2 separate regions of the Homo sapiens genome follow, and region 1 is linked to region 2. Evidence: chromatin loops called from intact Hi-C (ENCODE). Cell type or tissue: ascending aorta. All regions are shown on one strand. Links, peaks and the distances in the headings refer to the core of each region. The heading gives the core; the rest is flanking DNA.

What was found. A loop is a pair of places that touch in the nucleus more often than their neighbours do. Peaks named below come from ENCODE experiments on the same cell type or tissue, not always from the same donor. Only the 100,000 strongest peaks of a DNase experiment are listed, where the experiment ranks them.
Region 1: a loop joins it to region 2, with 2.1 times the contacts of the local background. A loop is called at or near these places in 2 of 110 quality-filtered maps.

Annotation. Positions count from the first base shown.
Region 1 is chr11:64,373,472-64,376,861 of GRCh38, reverse strand. No RefSeq gene overlaps it. Among named protein-coding and RNA genes, the nearest start is that of MIR1237, 6.6 kb to the right of the region's middle. RefSeq lists enhancers at 2,774-3,327, 3,328-3,390. In ascending aorta, for the core only: no CTCF peak of the experiment used is centred there; no DNase peak of the experiment used is centred there.
Region 2 is chr11:64,711,455-64,716,142 of GRCh38, reverse strand. NRXN2 (neurexin 2) reads left to right here. Exons shown (of 23, transcript NM_015080.4): 2 at 2,200-3,173. The coding sequence starts at 2,444. Among named protein-coding and RNA genes, the nearest start is that of NRXN2, 9.4 kb to the left of the region's middle. RefSeq lists an enhancer at 2,236-3,019. In ascending aorta, for the core only: no CTCF peak of the experiment used is centred there; a DNase peak (open chromatin) is centred at 2,610; H3K4me3 peaks cover 895 bases; H3K27me3 peaks cover 1,481 bases.

The DNA of each region.
Region 1 (3,390 bases), core at 891-3,390, 340 kb after region 2:
TCCCACAGTGCTGGGATTATAGGAGAGAGCCACCCCACTCGGCCAAATTTATCGTCTTTCACAAATACAAATAGAAACTAAATTTAAGTTTTAAAACAAAATAAAAGATTTTTTTTTTTTTGAGATGGAATCTCGCTCTGTCGCCCAGGCTGGAGTGCAGTGGCGCCATCTCAGCTCACTGCAACCTCCACCTCCCGGGTTCAAGCGACTCCCCTCCCTCAGCCTCCCAGGTAGCTGGGATTACAGGCCTGCGCCACCACACCCGGCTAATTTTTATATTTTTAGTAGAGACGGGGTTTTGCCATGGCTGGGTTGGTCTCGAACTCCTGACCTCAAGTGATCTACCCGCCTCGGCCTCCCCAAGTGATGGAATTACAGGGATGAGCCACCGCACCTGGCCAAAAATAAAAGATTTAAGGGGTATCTTTGACATTTCACAAAGCCCATTTTTGTGCAGCAGTGACCGTGGAAGGAGACTGTTTATATCAGAGTCACAAACTCAAATGCCTAGAGGGCCAGAGGGATGAATGCAGGACAGAGCTGGTGTAACCACAGGGAGTGGTGGGGACTGCGGCAACCTGGAAAGCAGAGGCCCTGTCTGTGGCGGCAGCGTGATTCTGCTCCAGCTGATTAGACCATGCAGGAAGACTGCCCCAGGGCCAGCCCTTCCAGCTCATCAGCAAAAGCCTCACATCTAGGATTCCATATGCTTTTCCTCATTTTACAGCGTGTGCTTAGGCCAGGTGCGGTGGCTAATGCGTGCAGTCCCAACACTTTGGGAAGCAGATCACTTGAGCTCAGGAGTTCAAGACCTGCCTGGGCAACTTGGCGAAACCCCATCTCTACAAAAATACAAAAATTAGCCAGGCATGGTGGCGCATGCCTGTAATCCCAGCTACTTGGGTGGCTGAGGTGGGAGGATCACTTGGGCCCAGAAGGTTGAGGCTGTAGTGAGCCGAGATTGCACCACTACACTCAAGGGTAGGCGACAGAATAAAACACTGTCTCAAAAAAAAAAAAAAAAAGTGCTGGCCCCAAAAATGAGTTTCTATAGGCCAGGCACAGGCCAGTTTGCAATCTCTACGTTCATATGGAATATTTTTGTTTACACTCCCAAAGTACCTTAGGGAGAAGTAACTTGCTTAGAGTCAAACAGTGACTCTAGAACTTTGAGATGGAGTCTCGCCCTGTCGCCCAGGCTGGAGTGCAGTGGCACCATCTCAGCTCACCACAACCTCCGCCTGCCGGGTTCAAGCGATTCTCTTGCCTCAGCCTCCCTAGGAGCTGGGATTACATGCATGGGATTACAAAATGCCTGGCTATTTTTTGTATTTTTAGTAGAGACAGGGTTTCACCATGTTGGCCAGGCTGGTCTCGAACTCCTGACCTCAGATGATCCGCCCACCTCGGTTTCCTAAAGTGCTGGGATTACAGGCGCGAGCTGCTGTGCCCGGCCAGAACTTTAGTTCTAACAGTAGTTATTAATAGTTAACAGCAGGCCAGGAGCGGTGTCTCACGCCTGTAATCCCACCACTTTGGGAAGCCAAGGCCGGAGGATGACCTGAGGTCAGGAGTTCGAGACCAGCCTGACCAACATGGAGAAACCCCGTCTCTACTAAAAATACAAAATTAGCCGGGCATGGAGACGCATGCCTGTAATCCCAGCTACTCGAGAGGCTGAGGCAGGAGAATTGATTCAACCCAGGAGGCAGAGGTTGCGGTGAGCTAAGATCACACCACTACACTCCAGCCTGGGCAACCAGAGCAAAACTCCGTCTCCAAAAAAAAAAAAAAAAAGTTAACAGCGACTTGGAGGGAGCCAGAGGTTTACAGGGCTGTCGGACCCTCTTGGGGCGCCAACATTTTATCAGAGCAGGAAGCCCAAGCCTGTTCACTGAGGACATTTGAAGAGTGGAAACAGAAGCCCAGTGTAGGAGGGTGACCTCTCCTGGCTCCCCTGGAAGAGCCAGCCTCCATGTTAGGTAAGGCTAGTCAGCAGCCAAAGTCAAGGTATAGAAGCAGGGGGCCAGACCTAAGACCTTGAGCATTGGCCTCTGGCCTCCCTACTTCCCTGCCTGTGCCCACCGTGTCCCCTTCCACTCTGCCGCTTTACACCCTGGCCAGCCTGCAGCTCAATCACATCTATCTCCCACCCGCAGGCTCCTTGACCACACAGAGAAGAGGCAGGATTCAAACCAAGGCTGGCTCATTCCTCTAAGTCCCTGCTCTTTCCACCCAGCATCCTCCCTTCTCTGGGTTACTGCATCCTCTGAACCGTTTCTTCACCCCTGAAATGAGGCTAAGTACTCCGGAGGCTGAAGCAGAAGGATCGCTTGAGCCCAAGAGTTTGAGGCTGCAGTGAGCTACGATGGCACCACTGCACTCCAGCCTGGGCAACAGAGCAAGACCCCATCTCTAAAAGCTAAATTAGGCCAGGTGCAGCGGCTCACACCTGTAATCCCAGCACTTTGGGAGGCCGAGGCGGGCGGATCACCTGAGGTCAGGAGTTCGAGACCAGCCTGCCCAACATGGTGAAACCTCTTCTCTACTAAAAATACAAAATTAGCCGGGTGTGGTGGCAGGCGCCTGTAATCCCAGCTACTCGGGAGGCTGAGGCAGGAGAATCACTGGAACCCAGGAGGCAGAGGTTGCAGTGAGCTGAGATCGCACCCCTGCACTCCAGCCTTGGACAACAGAGCCAGACTCCGTCTCAAAAAAAAAAAAATCTCTTTTTAAAATAAAAGTTAAATTAATTAATTAATAGGAAGAAATGAGGCTAAGGATACCTCTTTCATAGGGTGGCTGTGAGTTACATGGAATGAGAGGTGAAGAAATTGAAGATGAGAGACTATTTTGCATCCACTCAATTAGAAAAGGTTTTGAAATGGTAATACTCAGTGCTTGTGAGTATCTGATGAAATGGGACCCTTTCATCTCCTTCAATGAGATTCCCGCCTAGAGTGCTCAGGAGGGTCCCTACACATTGGAAAAGGTCAGTAAATCTCAATAAATTCCTGGTGACTGAGTGACCATACTCTTAAATCTGTTAATTCTCTAGTTCCTCTTTTCGACAAATAGGGGAGGTTGGGGCTGTTAGGTGACTTGCTAAAGTCACACAGCTGGTAACACAGGAGTCAGAATTAGAGCCTCAGAATTTCTTCCCTTCTCCTGAGGGCCCCTTGTCCTGGGCCCCTTCCTGTTCTTTCAGACCACCAGGATGGGACACAGCTGGCGCCCGCATACCCTTTCCACTCCCCCGGAGCCCCACCTGCCCACAAGGACTGCCTGATTCGCCTCACCTGGGCACCTCTGGGTCCCAGCCCAGATCCCCAGGCCTCCCGGGGACAGGAGGGGAAGGTCCACATGAGATGGTCTCACAGGGTAGCCACA
Region 2 (4,688 bases), core at 1,358-3,857:
CAGACAGAGGCTAGGCCAGGCCAGACTGAGATGGAGACCCTAGCAGGGAAGGAGGAAGGGAGGCTGGTCACTCTTCTGGCCACAGGGTTGTCCCTTTGCTGAGGGTCTTTGGCTACCGCTTCTGGAAAAGAGGGAAAGCTTAGACCTTTCCCTCCCCCCATGCCTGAGGAGCCCCCTTCCCTGCCCTGGGCTGGGGATGCTTGTGTGTGGGGGGGTGAGGGCGTCAATCAGGCTGGGAGCAGGTGCTGCATTTAATTTGATTGGCTAATTAGCCCGCACATGTTAATTATCTCCATTACCCAATGAGGAGAGGCAGTGGCAAGGCTATATATAACCCGACAGTGTTTGTAAGGAGTGGGGGTTGCTTGCCTGGATCTCCTCCCCACTGCCCGGGCAGAGGCAGTCCTTGGAGGGGTGTTGGGGCAGGACATTCAGGTCCCCATTGGAGCCTTGTAGGATTGGGAGGGCAGCAGTCAGGAGCTGGATGGCAGGACCCGAGGGCTGAGCTTTACCGGCCTCTTGGAGATGGCTCCCCCAACGCTCCCGACTACCTTCTGAGGCCTTTTCTGCCCCATCTTCCTCTGCACACGTGTCACTCTCCAGACGCCCCCTCACTATGGTTTTTTAGGGGGTCCCTCGTTTCCTTCCACATAGCTCTTCAGCTCCTCACTGCACCTCTGCAGCCTTCCCCTCCCGAAGTCAGCCCTCTCCTTATCTTCTGGTTCTCACCTCACTGAGCTACACCTGTGGCTATCCTGTGCTTGTCTATTTCCTGGGGATGCTGCAGTCGAGCAGACTTGGATCTGAGTCTCAGTTCCCCGCTGACTGGCCGTGTGACCTTGGGCAAGTCCCCAGATCCCTTTACCTGGGTTTCCCCAGTGGTTAATGAGAATAATGGGACTTCTCAGAGTGATTAAGTAAAATGACATTTGTAAAAATGCCCAGCACCCAGGGCTCTGACAAATGCTGTTTGGATTTGGAATTTAATTTTCTCTGTCTTTTCTTTCATTTCTCCCCACTAGGCCACCTTTCTCCTCCATTACTCTTCCATCTCTGTTACTTTCCAGGCGCTTCCTCTCCTTCCTCTTTCTCTCCCCTCTTCCTTCAGTCTTTCCCTGTCTCTTCCTAAACTCTAGCCCCTCCCTGCTTCTCTCCCAGGCTTCTCCCCACCTCCTTCTCTCCCTCCCTCCCCAAAATAAAATCAATGCAATATTCAGGAGGGTTGTTGGATATAAATAATTACGACTTGGAGTTTAACGAGATGCAAATTCCCCTCCCCGGCGTGGGGTATAAATTGCTCTCTGACAGCCCGTTACAAGGGTAATCATTTCAGAAAGGCAATTTTATGCAAATGAGCCTGCCTGCCTCCTGGTGGCTCCCCCAATCTTGGGTGGGGGGTGGGCAGAGGGAACTGAGGGGTAAAGAGAGCCCAGGTAGTGGGGCCAGTCCTGAGGCTGAGCACTGAGAGCTGGAAGTTGAGGATGACAGACATTTAGCTTCAGAAAGGACCTGGGTTGGTAAGCAGTGAGGCTGGGGCCTGGGAAGGGGTGAGCGTGGTTTCGGGGGAACTGGAGACACAGAATTGGATGCCTGAGTCCCTGCTTGGATGGAGAGGGCTTGGGGCCTGGATATCTGGGTCCTGGCTGGCTTCTCTCCCTTGCCCCCTTCCCAGTCTGGTTACCCTGTGATACCATCGACGAATTGGCATTTAATTAATCCCAATGAATTATTTAGCAACTTCATTATCCAGTATCAAGAGCTGATGAGAGGAACAGTGGCTGGAGGTGGGAGCCAGGCAGAGGCTGGGCGGTTCAGAGAAGGGGCTGGGGTCACCAGGCGGAGGAGAGTTCCCAGGCCTCGCTCAAGGAGCTGGCCTTGGTCCTTCCTGACACTGGGGTCCTTTGAGAGGGTGAGGGAGCGGGCTGAGGTTGGGCTCCTGCCGGGCTCGAACGTGTCACCTCTCCCTGTCCACATCTCAAACCAATGCTGCCCCTAGTGCGTGCCATCTCTCCTAAGTGCTGGCCCCCGGAATCCGCGTCTCTTGCCTCGGGACCCTCTGCAGGTCAGGGCCTCTCTAAGTTCTGCAGGGAAACAGTCTGGTGCCTGCTGATATGCGTGGGGAGCCCGGCACCGACGGCCCCTCTCGTTGGACCTTTCCTCTCTGTTCTCATTAACCCTTTCCTCTCTGTTCTCCCGCAGGCATCCCTCCCTGCTCTTCTGTCGGAGCCCGCGGCGGGGGAGGGGCGCCGCCGCCGCCGCCTGAGGGAAGCCGGCATCTGGGCCTCTGCGCGCCTCGCCCCGCGGCCGGGCCCATGGCACTGTGAGCCTGCAAGGGAGCCCCGCTCAGCGCGGGGAGCGCCCGGCCCCCTCCCGCCCCATGCGCCCGCGGCTCTGAAGCCTGAGCGGGGGCCGGGGGCCGGGCGGGGCCGGGGCCGCCGTAGGCATGGCGTCCGGGAGCCGGTGGCGGCCGACACCGCCGCCGCTGCTGTTGCTGCTGCTGCTGGCGCTGGCGGCGCGCGCGGACGGCCTGGAGTTCGGCGGCGGCCCCGGGCAGTGGGCTCGCTACGCGCGCTGGGCGGGCGCGGCGAGCAGCGGCGAGCTCAGCTTCAGCCTGCGCACCAACGCCACGCGCGCGCTGCTGCTCTACCTGGACGACGGCGGCGACTGCGACTTCCTGGAGCTGCTGCTGGTGGACGGCCGCCTGCGGCTGCGCTTCACGCTTTCGTGCGCCGAGCCGGCCACGCTGCAGCTGGACACGCCGGTGGCCGACGACCGCTGGCACATGGTGCTGCTGACCCGCGACGCGCGCCGCACGGCGCTGGCGGTGGACGGCGAGGCCCGCGCCGCCGAGGTGCGCTCCAAGCGGCGCGAGATGCAGGTGGCCAGCGACCTGTTCGTGGGCGGCATCCCGCCCGACGTGCGCCTCTCGGCGCTTACGCTGAGCACCGTCAAGTACGAGCCGCCCTTCCGCGGCCTCTTGGCCAACCTGAAGCTGGGCGAGCGGCCCCCCGCGCTGCTGGGCAGCCAGGGCCTGCGCGGCGCCACCGCCGACCCGCTGTGCGCGCCCGCGCGCAACCCCTGCGCCAACGGCGGCCTCTGCACCGTGCTGGCCCCCGGCGAGGTGGGCTGCGACTGCAGCCACACGGGCTTCGGCGGCAAGTTCTGCAGCGAAGGTGAGCCCCGGGGAGCGGCCGCCCGGTGCCTGGGCGCGGGGGTGAGGGCCTGGGGCGCTTCGTGGGGGTCGGAGTGTGTGTGGGCTCCTGAGGCACGGGGGCTGGGCACGAGGGCTTGTGAGTGGGTGCGAGCGCTCCAGGGCTGCGGGGACGCGTGTCCGGGCGAGGGCGCGTGGGGTTGGCGGTGGGCGGGGCGAGTGGGCGGGGCCGGCTTGGGCGTGGTCAGCGTGAGTCCTGCGGCGACCTGTGGGCAGCCTGTGTGGTCAGGTTCTGAAGGGGCTGCTGAGGGTGGGGTGCATGAAGCCCCGTGGGCTTGGTGGGTGAGGGTCTGTGAGGCGTTCGTGAAGGCTTGTGGGTGGGGGTCTGCGTGGACAGGGCCCATTAAAGGCAGTGGGCGGGGACCATGGGGCCCCTGAAGGACAGTGGGTGGGGCTTGTGCATAGGGCGGGGCCTCGTATGAGGCCGTGAGGGGTGGTGAGTGGGGCTGGCGTGGAAAGGCCAGTGTGGGTGGGGCTTATGAGACAGGGGGCGGGACCTCGTGTGAGGCCGTGAGGGGCTGTGAGTGGGGCCTGTGTGGAAGGCCAGTGTGGGCTGGGCCTATGAAACAGGGAGCAGGACCTCGTGTGAGACCGTGAGGGCCTATGAGTAGGGCCTGTGTGGAAGGCCAGTGTGGTCAGGGCCTACAAGACAGGGCAGACCTTGTGTGAGGCTGTGAGGGGGTGAGTGGGGTCTGTGTGGAAGGCCAGTGTGGGCGGGGCCTGTGAGACAGGGGGCGGGGCCCCATGTGAAACGGTGAGGGGCTGAGTGGGGCCTGTGTGGAAAGGCCAGTGTGGGCAGGGCCTACGAGACAGGGGGCGAGGCCGTGTGGCGGGGCTTTGGGGCAGGGAGCGTAGTCGACAGTGGGTCGCAGTCTTTGAAGGTCCGCGAGCCAAGGGCGGGAAGTGCGGCCTGTGCGGCCTGGACAAGCACTAAGGGATGAGGGCCTAGGCGTGAGGACGCTGAGTGTGAGAAGGGCACGATGGCGATTCCAGCGCAGGCGAGGGAGAATGGGGATTGCGAGGCTGTGGCCAGGAAGCGAGTGTTTCTTTTTCACCACAAAATCCTCAGAGCGCCTCCGAAGAGTAAAGGGAAAACGAGGGAGAGGGTGGCTGAGGCTTCTCAGGCTCTTGACGAGGAGTGGACAGTTTGGGTGAGGGTCAGAGATGGCCAATAGTCTCTCTTGATGACAGACGGGGCGTGGAACCCCTGAGAGCGTGGGGTTTGATGGGAGATTGCTGGGCTGGACAGGGCGAGGTGGGACCCTGGGCCGTGGGGCTGACTATGGAATGGCGCTTGGGAGAGAGGCTCACCGGAGGGAGGGGTCCGGCCAGCACCCGCGCTGCCCGGAGGCCGAGAGTCTGGCCAAGACCGTGAAGTGGTGAAGTGCGGGCGGGTCCTGGGCTGAGCGGCCCGGGGCGGGGCTGTGGTGTCGGGGGGCAGGGGGCGCTGAGGAGAGGAAGCACTGGGAGGAGCCTC